Regions from separate parts of the Homo sapiens genome. Here all the other regions are linked to region 1. The links are chromatin contacts, found by Hi-C or POLR2A ChIA-PET in ENCODE. All regions are on one chromosome and are shown on one strand. The core of a region is the stretch at or near the end of the contact, and the rest is flanking DNA. Distances in the headings are between cores, read along the strand shown. Region 1 has its middle 55 kb from the start of VSX1. Region 2 holds the start of ENTPD6 (ectonucleoside triphosphate diphosphohydrolase 6). Region 3 has its middle 16 kb from the start of ENTPD6.

Region 1 (4,521 bases), core at 990-3,489:
GCCAGCAGCTCCCCTGCATCACCCTGCTGTCCTACGACTGCGTTCTCAACACACAGCTGAGAGCGAGAGCAAAACAGCATGTGTCCGTGATTCCTAATTTCTGTTGACATTTCTTGGTAACATCAATAAAGCAGCAGTGCCAATGTGAATGGATGTGAATGCCTTGGAAGAAAACCTCGGAGACAATACTGGAGCATGTTCAAATAAATCCTGTGTCCCCAGTGCTCTTCAGGGGACAGAGTCGGCTCTAATTCAAAAGTGACACAAAGGCATTGGGTTCTGGGAGGAAGCAAGTCTTAAGGCACATGTGTGTCCTTTTCGTATATGCTCAAGAGAAATCTATGACAAAATGTTTTATCAATAAGTCTAAAAGGCCAGGTGTGGTGACTCATTGGCTCACACTTGTAATCCCAGCACTTTGGGAGGCTGAGGTGGGAGGATTGCTTGAGCCCAGGAGTTTGAGACCAGCTTGGACAAACTGGTAGTGAGACCTCTTCTCTACAAAAAAAAATTTAAAAAATTAGCTGGGCATGGTGATGTGCACCTGTAGTGCCAGCTGCTCAGGAGGCTGAGGTAGGAGGATTTCTTGAGCCTAGGAGGTTGAGGCTGCAGTGAGCCGTGATTGCACCACTTGCATTCCAGCCTGAGCGACATAGCGAGATCCTGTCTCAAAAAAAAGTCTAAAAGAACTTTTTCGATAAGTATAAAAACTCTCATATATAAGAAAACATCGTGTCATAGAAATTGAAAGCTTTTTTCTTTCTTTCTCAGGGCTACATAAAATAAGAGCAGGGCTCCAGGAAAAGCAATTGTGATGTGTGGTCCATGCTGCATACTTAGAGCCAAGAGTAGGTTAAGTCTCAACTCTGCTACTTTTTAGGTATGTGATATCAGGTTCCTCTTTGTTTTGGGTTTTTCATCTGAAAAACAAGGATAATAATAATGCCTCCCTTATAGGCTGTTGTAAGGATCAGATGAGATAATATATGCTAAGTCCTTATCACAGGGCCTGACACACAGCAGGTGGTGAATAAATATTAGCAACTTTTATTGAAACTGATGGAAATACAAAGATAAATTGAAAAATCCACTATCGTGTGAGATTTTTAATGCACAGCTCTTGAAATTGACAGAGATCAAGAAGATAAAAATAAACAAAACTCTTAAATAACAGAGAAAAACATCATATAATAGCTAATGGGTCTTTTTACCCACCAGAGAGTGTATATTATTTCAAGTATACACAGCACAGTCACAGAAATTGGTCATGTGTTAAGCCATAAAGAAATGATCAACAAACTCCAAAAAATAGAAATCATGATATAGGTCACACTTACTGATTACAACATAATAAAATTAAGAATTGACAACTGAAGATACATATATATTCAGAAATAATAGTCTAGAAGTAAGTATACAAAGATGCACATACAACATTTACTGCTAGTAATAGAAGAAATGCAAACCACCTAAATATTTTTCATTAGGGAAATGGTTACGATCATGGTGCAGCCACACTGTGGAATGCCATGCAGTGGTCAAAAAGAATGAGATCGACTTACGTATCTGCACACAATGATGTCCAAGACGTATCAATTAAGTGGAAAAAATTCTAAGAGCAATGATATGATATGATACAATTTATGTAAAAAAATACAAAATGGAATTACATTTTTCATGAAATGAAATTCATTTCCTACACACACACACACACAAACACTGCAATATACAAGGAAAGCTGTGAAGGCAAGTCCTGGGATGTGACTCAGCATGATTACAGTGATGACCTCTGGGGAGGGGTGGCATTCAAGGTGGTTTGGTTAAGGAGAGCTTTGTTGGACATTCTTATTGTGAAGATACATGCATGCATTACTGATATTATTTAAAATCATTTAAAATAACAAGGAAGGTGAGAAAAGAAAAAGTTTCAGGTACCACTGTCCAGTGGAAGCACAAGGTTTGCTTTTTATTTTTTCTCCTTTCCTTGCTAATCATTCATCCTTATCTTCCCCACCCATGTTTATGGAATATTATGAGCTTGACACAGCCACTCACAGTTTCCATACAATGTCTTGTCTCCCTCTCTCTGTGATCGCCAAGTCTCCCAGGTGGCTGCCAATGGTTCTGGCCTCCTCGAGCCACACTCTCATGCAGTCCTTTCCACATTCAATCAGGGCTGGCCTCTGTGTCCAGCAGAATGTTGATGGGTCAGAAAAGGCACTACAGCTCCCGCCTTGCTCTCTTGGGTGACTCATGCTGGGGGAAGCCAGCCACATGCCAAAAGGACGCCCAAGCAGCCCTGGGGAGGCCCACACAGAGAGATGCTAAGGCCTCCTGCCAGCAGCCAGCACCAGCTCGGCAGCCAGTGAGGGCTGCCTTGGCAGTGGATCCCCTGGCCACAGCAGAGCCTTCAAATGATGCAGCCCAGGCTGACATCTGACTGCAGCCCTGTTAGTCTGCTTTGTGCTGCTATAACAGAATTCCATAGACTGGGCAATTTATAATGAACAGAAATTTATTGGCTCATGGTTCTGGAGGCTGGGAAGTCCAAGATTAGGGTCCCAGCATCTGTCAAGGGCCTTCTTGCTGCATCATCCCATGGTGGAAGGGCAAAAGGAGGGAGGGGGAGGGAGAGAGACAGAGAGAGGGAGGATCAAACTTGTTCTTTTATAATGAATCCACTACTGAGATAACAAACCCATTCTCATGATAACAGAATTAATCCATTCAAGAGGGCACAGCCCTCACAGTCTAATCACCACTCAGCAGCCCCCTCCCAGCACTGTTGCACTGGGGATTATGTTTCCAGCACATGCTTTCCAGGGGCCACATTCAGTCTGTAGCAGACTCCAAGCCAGAACCACCCGGCCAGACTATTAGTGAATTCTTGGCCCACAGAAACTGTGATTGCAGTTTGAGACCACTAAGTCATGGATATTTAGCTATGCAGCATTAGGTAACTGCTAATTACTGGCTTACTAATCAGTCTTTCTCTGCTCCAGATACCCTTTCTGTGCCATTGTTTCTCAGGTCTGGGGCCTCTGGTGTCTTTAACAGTCTCTGTGCTCCCCATCTTCCTGCTCGGCCTCAGACGCCCACTTCCCTGGCTCGGTCTGCTCCCTCTGTCTCTGCCTGCTTGCCCACCTCTCTCCTCTACACTTTGTGGTGCTCGCTCCCCCTCTCTCCTCCTGGATCCCTGCTGGATGACGAGGGTCGCCAGCAAGCGTGTGGTCTGCCTGAGACTTCCGTGGGGCTCTCGGCAGTTCTGTAGGCTGACCCCAGTGCTTTTTTTGTAGCTGGAAAAGGGAACCCCGGCACCAGATGAGGATGCGGCCTCTTTTGTCCTAATTCTCTTTTCCTTTTCTAAGAGACAAACCAGGCTAGTGGGATGTTATCCTGACACAGGGACCAGACCAGCTCTGGCGAAAGGTGAGGGCTGTCCTTTCTGGCCAGGCATTTCCTAAAATGTGTTTGGGTATTTTGTGGGGTGAATTTGCTGGGAATCTCCCATGTAGTCATGGAAACCTTGTCCCTCACAGCCTAGAAACAAAGATGTTCAGGTTCAGTTTGCCTGCCAGTCTGCCACCTGGCTAGAAAGTGACTGTCCCAGGTCTGCTGTGAGGAGTGGCCTGGTTTATGGGAGGGGTTCCTCTCCAGAGCACCTCTAGGGGAGGAGAGGCGAAGCCTCCTCTGTGGCAGGGGTGCCCACCTCAGCCCACTGTGGGCAGCTGAAAGACACATTTGAATGGACAACGTGGAATCTCAGAGCTGGAAGGGACCCTGAGAAGCTACCCAGAATTTCAGTGCCTCCAGGGAGTGGACGACAGTCTCAAGAAAAGGAAACGAGATAGCACTTGTGTGTGTGCACTGGACAGTCTCCAAGGCGCAGTGTTGAGTAAATGATGCAAAGTGTGGGAGGTGTGTGTGGGAACTGCCATTTGTGTAAACAAAGCAAAGGATGCACTTGTTAGTAAATGCATGAACTACCTCTGAAGTGCGCACAGGCTGGCTGCCTCCAGGAGGGGTGATGCAGGCAGGGGCAGGGGTGGGAGGGATACTCGCTGCCGAATATCCTTTTGTAATTTTAAAGTTGAACCATCTGCATGTATTTCTTTTCCAAGAATAAAGTTGAAACACGCAATACATAAATCTATCTACTGTACCCTCCCATTTTCTTGATGATTGAAATGGAGACTGGAGGACGGCCGATGGTGAGCCACGGGGTTGGCACTGGAATCCGGGTCTTCCAACTTCCTCTCTCTTTGTCGTCACTTGTCAGGACCTTCTGGGGTGTCTGCTGGCTCCTTGCACCCCGTGTTCCATGGGGATGACCTGGGTGGTAGAATGAGGAGGGGGCGCACACAAGCTGAGCTGGGAGGGGGGCTCTCTGAAGCTCCCCATTTGGGCTGCTAAGACTTCATGAATGTGTGCGTGGCAGTCCATTAGGAGGGGTAGGCCTGAAGCATGAGGCCTGAACTCACACAAAAAGCCAGTCTTGCTCTGCAGAGGTCAGACCTGACT
Region 2 (4,521 bases), core at 6-2,505, 59 kb before region 1:
GTGGGAGGGGAGGCGCTTCCAGATCTCCTGACACAAAGGGCTGCCCACCTCCCTGGTCCTTTACCCGAACCTTCAGGAGGCAGACGACACACACACTAGCCAGCCACTCTCTCCAAGGCAAGGGGAGGGGGACAAAAAGCAATTTTGAGATTTGTACAGTGCTTGCCAGGTCCTTCAAAAATGACTACCGGCCGCCCATGGCTCTTGCACAGCGGGTGGGAGGAAGAGTCCTTGTAATCCACCTCTCCCAAGGAACTCCTGCGCGAGGTTTCAGATTCCCCGCCTGCAGGCTATGGCTGACTTCCCCGTATCCTGTGTGACGTGGGATGTGTGGCTTCGCGCAGGTAAGGCTGGAATACAGGTGCCTGGAGGGACACCCAGAGCTGCCCAGGCACTTCCCGGCGGCTGCTTCCTTTGCACTTTGCACTTACAGGTGCACTTATAATAAAAACACCCTCCCTTCCACGCTCCCCTGGGCCCTCCCATCTCTCCTTCCTCTTCCACGCTCTCCTGGCTGTTGAATGTTTTCCACTGAAGGAGTCTAGTCTGTCCACCTAGGGGGCTCTCCCTCCCTCGGTCCAGGGCATTCGCGGCTCACAGGTCAGCTCGGGCAGAACCGCCCTGACCACCTATGAGCTCCTCGGGACACCACCCCAATGCCAGGGTGAATCGTCCTTACACCCTCAGTCCTGTCCGAGCGGCCTGATCCTACCTGTTTCCCAGAAACTGCTACGCGAAGCTTCCCCGCCGGGCTCATCCAGGGCGGAGGGGTCTGTCCCTGACGCAGACTGGGGGCGGGTCCGCAAAAGCGGGCTGAATGAATGAACGCAGCAGGGCTGGGGCCCCCTGGGGCTACAGGCCCCTGCTATTTGGCCCGCCCTGTGGCCCAAAACACTGGACTTGCCCCCCACCGGTCAGCGGAGCCCAGACATCCAGGGAGCCCTAATGGAGCCTGGACAGGAAGGCAGCAGGAGGTGGGACCCGGGGTGCGAGTGACCCCGAGGCCGTCCTCCGGAGCGCAGCGCGCCCGCGTGGGGGAGGCCCGCCTACAGTCGGTGATCCCCGGCCGCCCCCGCCAGCGCCCCGGCCCGCCGCTTACCATGCACCGCGCGCTCCGCCACACCCACGGAGACGAGTGCCCTTTTCCGGGGAGCAGGCGGCAGCCGGTCTTTTGGGCTCCCCCGCCCCGGCCGGCGCCACCCCGGCCTCCACCCGCGGGATACGACCCCACGATTCCCTAGGGCCTGGGCTCCGCCCCATGCACGTGGCGTCACAGGCTGGGCGGGGGGGCGCACCCAGCCGCGCATGCGCAGGCGGGAGAGGAGGTGGGGGTCGGGGGACCCAGTTGCGCAGGCGCGGGCGGAGTATGGGTGCTCAGCTGCGTAGGCGCGATGGCCTTCTTTTCTTTCTGCAGGTGGCCTTGCGGTTTTCTCCAGTCCACAGCCGGGCTGGCGTCGGCCCAGAGAGGGGGGCTCGGCAGTCTGGTTCCCCGAGCGTCTCATGGCGGGCCCTCGCCAGATTCAAGGGGTTCCCTTGGCCAGTTTCCTTACGGCGCGGCGGAGCTGGCCCTCGTCGTCCCTGGTAGGGGGCAGCCTCACAGCCTGGACCGGCCTGTGCAATTTCCCCCATCCCTCCACGTCTACATTTTATTTTTTTCTTTTTCTTTTTTTAGGACAATGCATGATGGAAATGCAGCCACATCATAGCAGGCAGGTTCATGAAATCTGCCCTCCTCCCACCGTTTCTTGACCCCATTTTCTTATTTTTTTTTTTAACAGGTTCTCACCCAGGCTGGAGTGCAGTGATGTGGTCTCAGCTCACTGCAACCTCTGCCTCCCGGGTTCAAGCGATTCTGTTGCCTCAGCTTCCTGAGTAGCTGGGATTACAGGTGTGCGCCACCACGCCTGGCTAATTTTTGTACCTTTAGTAGTGACGAGGTTTCGCCCTGTTGGTCAGGCTGGTCTCGAACTCCTGACCTAAGGTGATCCGCCTGCCTCGGCCTCCCAAAGTGCTGGGTCTATAGGCATAAGCCACCACACCCGGCCCTTGACCCCATTTTCTGTCTTCCTAGAAATCACCAAGGTTGCAACTCCTGACTGTCCTGGCTCACAGGCTCCAGCTTACTTAAGGACCCCACGGTGGGGGCTGCCCACTTGCACACCTATGCTAGGCGCCCTCATTCCCGCAAGGGCCAGAGCCCCTTCCCGGCCCATGGCGTCTGGCCAAGGAGGTGTGGGTGCGCCCCAGCCAGGCCTGGTCCTAGAGGACGGCCCCACCTGCGCACTGGGGCATCTGGGAGAGCTATTAGTGGAAGAAGCCCAGGTTCCTGAAGCACCAAGTGGGCAAGAGTTTATTTTCAGGATGGGACGCTTTTGAGGGTGAATAAGTGCTAGCTGTATGGGATGCGGGGACAGTACACAGGCCCGGCCTGGCAGCCGGGCAATGCGGTGCCTGTTGGAAGGTCGCCCACAAGCACCTGGTTGGACACTGCCACTGAGATTTGGTTATTACAGAGGTTAGCCTATGCGGGCCTTCACTGATGGACCTTGAAGTGTTTCCCAGTTGCTTTGGGTTAGGAATAATGTGACTGGATCCCGTGGATTGTCTTTGTGCATGCATGTGGGTATATCTGTCAGAAATATTCTTAGAGGTGGAATTGGCTATGGTGGGATATGTCCTTTAAAATAATATATTAGCCAAACGTGGCTAAATTGCCCCCCTTAGACACTGTACTAATTTACACTCTGGCAAATAATGTGTAAGACTGTGGGTTTCCACACATCTTCACCAGTGGGGTCTTTCCAAACTTTTGGATCTTTCCCAATCCAATAATGACAAAACTATATCTCATGGTTTTAATTTACACTTCCTAGTATTTTGAGATCCTGTCGTGAAGTGGTGATGGCCCTGTTTCTGCCTGCTGCACTTGGCAACATGTGTTATCACTTCCTTTCTTTTCACCACTTTTTACTCTTAGAGTTTCTAGAATTTGTGAAAGTAAAATCTTTTTGCTGGCATGGGCTTTTGTGTGTATTATACACTGCTTGGAAAGGTCTTGCACCACATCTTCCCTTCGTAGATTGTTTCTCAATGTTTAATACTCAGCTCAAATGTCACCTCCTCAGACCATTTTATCTAGAATGGCCTCCTCTAGTTATTCTCTGTCACCTTTTATGTTATTTCCTTCATAGCACTCATCACACTGTAACCACCCAACAGCTTCTTCTTGCCTGTCGCCCAGATAGAGCCAATTTTTCAAGATGGGAATTGCAATAAAGAGTTCGATACACATAGAGCTGGCTAACCAGGAGAGCAGAGGCTTATTACTCCTCAAATCAGCCTCTCCTCAAATTCGGAGTCTAAGGAATTTTTTGGGGGGGGTTTGTTTTTGAGACAGTGTCTTGCTTTGTTGTCCAGGCTGGAGTGCAGTGGTGCAGTCTAGGCTTACTGCAACCTCCACCTCCTGTTCAAGCGATTCTCATGCCTCAGCCTTACAAGTAGCTGGGATTACAAGCGCACACCACCATGCCCAGCTAATTATTTGTATTTTTAGTAGAGACGGGGTTTCACCGTGTTGGCCAGGCTGGTCTCGAACTCCTGCTCTCAAGTGATTTGCCCTCCTTGGCCTCCCAAAGTGCTGGGATTGTGCCAGTCTGGAGGCTAGGGTTTTTAAAAGATAGTTTAGCAGTCAGGGGGCTAGGGAATGGTGAGTGCTGATTGGTTGGGTTAGGGATGAAATCCTGAAGAGATGAAGCTTTCGTCTTGCTCTGGGTTAGTTCCTGGGTTGGGGTCACAAGACGAGATAGCCAGTTTACCAGTCTGGGTGGCTAGTCCATCACAATGTGGGGTCTGAAAAATACCTTGAACACCAATCTTATGTTATATAATAGTAATATTATCTATTGGAGCAATTATGGAGGTTAGGAATCTTGTGGCTTCGGGCTGCATGACTCCTAAGCCATAATTTTTTTTTTTTTTTTTTTTTGAGATGAAGTCTTGCTCTTGTCCCCCAGGCTGGAGTGCAATGGTGTGATCTCGGCTCGCTGCAACCTCTGCCTCCCGGGTTCAAGCAATTATCCTGCCTCAGCCTCCTGAGTAGCTGGGATTACAGGCACCTGCCACCACGCCCGGCTAATTTTTATATTTTTAGTAGAGACAGGGTTTCACCATGTTGGCCAGGCTGGTCTTGAACTACTGACCTCAGGTGATCTGCCCACCCTGGCCTCCCAAAGTGCTGGGATTACAGGTGTGAGCCATCGCGCCCGGCCCATAAATTTTAATCTTGTGGCTAATTTGTTAGTTTCACAAAGGTGGTCTGGTCCCCAAGCAAGAAGGAGGTTTGTTTCAGGGGGGGGCTGTTATATTTGGTTTAAAGTGAAATTATAAACTAAGTTTCTCCACAGATTTGTTTGGCCTATGCCCAGGAATGTGCAAAGGCAGATTGGAGGTTAGAAGATGGAGTCGGTTAGGCCAGCTTTCTTTCACTGTTGTAATTTTCCTATGTCATATTTTTCTTATTGT
Region 3 (4,521 bases), core at 1,234-3,733, 42 kb before region 1:
AACAGACACATGAAAAAATGCTCATCATCACTGGTCATCAGAGAAATGCAAATCAAAACCACAATGAGATAACATCTCACACCTGTTAGAATGGCGATCATTAAAAAGTCAGGAAACAACAGATGCTGGAGAGGATGTGGAGAACTAGGAACACTTACACTGTTGGTAGGAGTGTAAGCTAGTTCAACCATTGTGGAAGACAGTGTGGCAATTCCTCAAGGATCTAGAACTAGAAATACCATTTGACTCAGCGATCCCATTACTGGGTATATACCCAAAGGATTATAAATCATGCTACTATAAAGACACATGCACACTTATGTTTATTGAGGCACTATTCACAATAGCAAAGACTTGGATCTAACCCAAATGTCCATCAATGATAGACTGGATTAAGAAAATGTGGCACATGTACACCATGGAATACTACGCAGCCATAAAAAATGATGAGTTCATGTCCTTTGCAGGCACATGGATGAAGCTGGAAACCATCATTCTGAGCAAACTATTGCAAGCACAGAAAACCAAACACCGCATGTTCTCACTCATAGGTGGGAAGTGAACAATGAGAACACTTGGATACAGGGTGGGGAACATCACACACTGGGACCTGTTGTGGGGAAGGGGGCAGGGAGAGGGATAGCATTAGGAGAAATACCTAATATAAATGACAAGTTAATGGGTGCAGCAAACCAACATGACACATGTATACCTATGTAACAAACCTGCACGTTGTGCACATGTACCCTAGAACTTAACGTATTAAAAAAACTTGCTATATCATAGTTTTATGTATTTTTGAGGTACATGTGATATTTTGATACATATGTACAATGTGTAATGATCAGATCAGGGTAACTAGGATATACATCACCTCAAACATTTAAGGACAGTTTTTGAAGAGAGAGTATGTCACAGTACGAGTTAGGAAGCACCTGTGCCATGGTCGTGTCCCCTTTCTCATAAGTAATTATTCACAGCTTCTTTCCTTCTATTCTGTTTACTCTAGTAACTGGGGTACTTCTTAGTGTGAGTACAAAGGGAGGTGGAGGTCAGGACCAACATGTACATACAGGTATGTCCTCAGTGTCTGCGTCTCAGGTAGCACTTTTCCAAAATGACATTCAAATAATTGTGAGGTTAAAATTCTATAATTTTTTTTTTGTTTCTTGGATTTTAAATCCTACATTTGGCCTACTATGAAGTTCATGACCATAAATGGAACTTGTATGTCCTAGAGATTAGCAAGTTAGTGGTTTCTTTAAGTCAAAAAAATAACCAGTATTTTTTTAGATTGCTAATAAACTTTAAAAAAAGATTAAAAAAGAAACATTTTTAAATTTTTGAATTAATTTCTAAATTTACCTTTTAATCAGTGAATTCTCACTTGATTGAGCTGTGGGCCAGGGAGTGTCATCTCTGATATCCACTCTGTGGAGGTTGTTGACATGAGCTTTGTATCCCTCTTTGTAACTTTTTGCAAGTTTTCCATGGTACTGGAGAAGAATGTGTGTGCTGCACCTGCTGGGTGAATAAAATGTCCCTTATATGCTGCTTGTGAAGTGTCATATTAATTAGGATAAGGCTGAAGTGCCCAAATAAAGAGGCCCAATGCAGGTCTGAAGCCCATGCATGCGATTGCTCCCCACGGCACTGACTCACGGCAGCAGGGCTGGGTGGGTGCCGCTCCACGTGGCCGGCCAGCCTAAGACCCAGGCCGTGGGCTCGGCCACCTTCACCATGCGGTGTCCCGGGCAGTCCTCTGAGCATCTCTGCTCCAGGAGGGTGGGAGCGTGTCTTCCTCACTGTTTTTCCTCCAAACAGTGCCCCCCTCACAGGAAGCATTCAGTAAGTATTTGTTAAGAACACTAATCAATGAATGAAGAAAAGATGGCCCCTTAGTCATCATAGCGTCAACATTTAATAAATGTTTTTTTAAGTTAAAAATTTTTTTCAATTAGCAGGACATTGTATGCCTCAAAATTTAAAAGATACAAAATAACGTCATCACCATCGTCATCACCATGATTTTGGTAGATTTCTCAGCCTGCCAGTTCCCTTTCCTGGAGGCATCTGCTGTTAACAGCTTATTTGTGTTCTCCAGATATACTTCATAAATGCACAAGCATACGTGCATATGTGCAGACTGGTTTCCAAAATGTTTTCCTATCACAATAAAATGTTTCAACTTCAACCTTGTTTATACAATTTCTGAATCCACGTGGAGAATGTATTTGGTGTCATTTGTTGAGAGGACATTAGGCGGCAGTATAGTATCACAAGGAGGAGGCTGGGGCTGTCTACACATTTTTTTTTTGGCCTGGCACCATGGCTCACGCCTGTAATCCCAGAAGTTTGGGAGGTCAAGGAGGAGGTTCACATGAGCCTAGGATTTCAAGACCGGCTGGGCAACATAGCAAGACCTCTAGCTACTGGAGAGGCTGAGGCTGGAGAAGCTGCAATGAGCTGTGATTGCACCACTGCACTCCAAAGGAAGAGAGAGGTGTTGTGTGGCTATTACATATCTTGCCATATATTTCCAAGTTTTTCTATTACAAATGATGACTCAATGCCTTGAGTCATAAGTCATAATGCTTTGAGCCTGAGGCAGGAGGGTGCTGGAGTGTTTATACACTGGGTCCTGTCAGTTATTGTTGAGTGCTATTCCCTCTGCATATCTGACCTGCTGCACACTCAAGTTCTTGAAAGAGCCTTCGGGCCCAGAGATGAGATACAGGCAGTTGGAGCTGACTGGAGTTGGTGCTGGAAAGCTAGGGTCTGAGGGCCACTGGGGGAGGGTCACTGACACCCTAACTCATGGAATCTTAGAGTTTTGGAGCAGAAAGGGAGCTCAGAGCATACTAGTCTACTCCCTCCCTTCTCTCATGGAGCTGGGATGTGTTTCCCTGAGCACTGCATTCCCATCGTGAAGAGGAGGCTCAGACAGGAAAACATTTTGCAGCTCGCATTTTCCTCACAAGTTCTGTCAAAAGTGAGAGACTGTGCCTTGACATAGTGCATTTTTAAGGTAAGTTTGGAAGCCTCTCACTTATGAATTAAATACAGAAAAGTCATTATTATATATATATATATTTTTTTTTTTTCTTTTTTCTTTTTTTTTCTTTTCCCTCAGAGATCGGGTCTTGCTCTGTTGCCCAGGTTGGAGTGTAATGGTGCCATCATGGCTGAATGCCTTGAACATATCTTGTCTTCTCACCTTTTCAGGCAAGCCCACACTCATCTCAAAGAAAATGCATTGAAGGTCACGTTAAACAGGGTCTTTCTGCTCTTACTACTTCTCCGTGTCATTTGTCTTTTTTCCACACACATTCCTTTTCCTCCTCTGCATTCCTGCGGTTGTTCTCATTTCACCAGTTGGCACAGAGCACCCCATCCTGTCCTTATCTGTGGGGAGCCCTCCAGCCACTCCTGCTGGAATGGGCACATTCTACAAAGGCCTGGGTCTGGGCCTCAGGTCCCTTTGCTTCCCTGTGCTTGGCACAGTGACTGGCAAATCCAGATCTCATTCAGTGTTGGATAAACAAACTTGCCTGCCAATATTTTAGACCTCCTAGGTGTTACAAATATGCAATGGCCCCAGGAATCAAGCATCTGTCTGCTGAGCAGTTAAGCAACAAGACTATCTATAATCATAGACTGTGTGGGGCAGACAGCAATTGCTCCAGAGTTTAATAACTACAGTTATTAACTGGGCCTGGCCCTCTCCCTCTGGAGAGTCCGTCTTCTTCCTAGGCTCCTACACTCCCCTACACAGCCACAGTCCCCTCATCAAAACCAGAAATTTAGCACTGACACAACACAGCCATCCAATCGATGCATCCAAAGTTTCACTGACTGTACCAGTCCTGTCTTTCAGAGCAAAAACAAAACAGAACCAAAAATTTCTTTCCTTTTCCCCCATCCTTTCTGCCCCAGGACTGCCTTCTGGATCCCACGCTGCATTTAGTTGTCTACAACGTGGAAGAGTTCCTCGGGTTTTCTGTATATGTCACGGCCTTGCCATTTTTGAAGAGTACGAGCCAGTTACTTTGTAGAATTCCTCTCAGTTTGAGTCTGTTTGATGTTTATTCATGATTAAATTCAGATTATACATTTTCGGTGGTAATGCCACAGAAGTAATGCATCTTGTCAGGAGGCCTGTGATGTCAATATGTCTCCTTGTTGGTGATGTTAACTTTGATCACTTAGTTAAGACAGTGTCTGCCAGGTTTCTTGACTTTGGTAACTGCACTATTTAAATCAATTCCTGAGATAATTATTATTATCTTCATTTTACAGATGAGAAGACTGAGGCACAAAAGACTTGCCAGGGCTGGACACGGTGTCTCATGCCTGTAATTCCAGCACTTTGGGAGGCCGAGGCAAGCAGATCGCCTGAGCTCAGGAGTTTGATACTAGTCTGGACAACACGGTGAAACCCTTTCTCTACCAAAAATATAAAAAATTAGCTAGGTGTGGTGGTGCTACGTGGGAGGCTGAGGTCCCTGCTACTTGGGAGGC

What was found. Hi-C counts contacts between places; a loop is a spot of excess contacts on that map. ChIA-PET counts read pairs that join two places held with the same protein, here RNA polymerase II (POLR2A). Pooled maps may share reads with other maps.
Region 2: a map of CD8-positive, alpha-beta T cell shows a loop between it and region 1 (23-fold over the local background). The contact joins the promoter of ENTPD6 here to the enhancer-like site in region 1. A Hi-C loop is called at or near these places in 7 of 168 maps with a recorded cell type or tissue (CD8-positive, alpha-beta T cell, GM23248, cardiac septum and 3 more), 2 of 37 single-sample maps with no recorded cell type and 6 of 50 pooled maps. POLR2A ChIA-PET finds 5 or more read pairs at or near these places in 4 of 52 experiments (CD4-positive, alpha-beta T cell, CD4-positive, alpha-beta memory T cell, CD8-positive, alpha-beta T cell and 1 more).
Region 3: a map of Panc1 shows a loop between it and region 1 (5-fold over the local background). The contact joins two enhancer-like sites. A Hi-C loop is called at or near these places in 17 of 168 maps with a recorded cell type or tissue (Caco-2, Calu3, GM12878 and 13 more), 3 of 37 single-sample maps with no recorded cell type and 16 of 50 pooled maps. POLR2A ChIA-PET finds 5 or more read pairs at or near these places in 1 of 52 experiments (Panc1).

The regions. Positions count from the first base shown.
Region 1 is chr20:25,134,614-25,139,134 of GRCh38, reverse strand. No RefSeq gene overlaps it. Among named protein-coding and RNA genes, the nearest start is that of VSX1, 55 kb to the right of the region's middle. Within about 2 kb of position 2,239, at least 6 of the 41 ENCODE cell types and tissues checked have a DNase peak (open chromatin) inside an H3K27ac peak, as active enhancers do; they include PC-9, Panc1 and ascending aorta, where a contact is called at or near this core.
Region 2 is chr20:25,192,446-25,196,966 of GRCh38, reverse strand. ENTPD6 (ectonucleoside triphosphate diphosphohydrolase 6) reads right to left here and starts at 1,255. Exons shown (of 15, transcript NM_001247.5): 1 at 1,100-1,255. LOC101926889 (a long non-coding RNA gene) reads left to right here and starts at 75. Exons shown (of 6, transcript NR_109994.1): 1 at 75-344. RefSeq lists enhancers at 110-259, 640-709, 1,560-1,799 and a silencer at 1,000-1,419.
Region 3 is chr20:25,177,098-25,181,618 of GRCh38, reverse strand. No RefSeq gene overlaps it. Among named protein-coding and RNA genes, the nearest start is that of ENTPD6, 16 kb to the left of the region's middle. Within about 2 kb of position 2,483, at least 15 of the 41 ENCODE cell types and tissues checked have a DNase peak (open chromatin) inside an H3K27ac peak, as active enhancers do; they include PC-9, Panc1 and ascending aorta, where a contact is called at or near this core.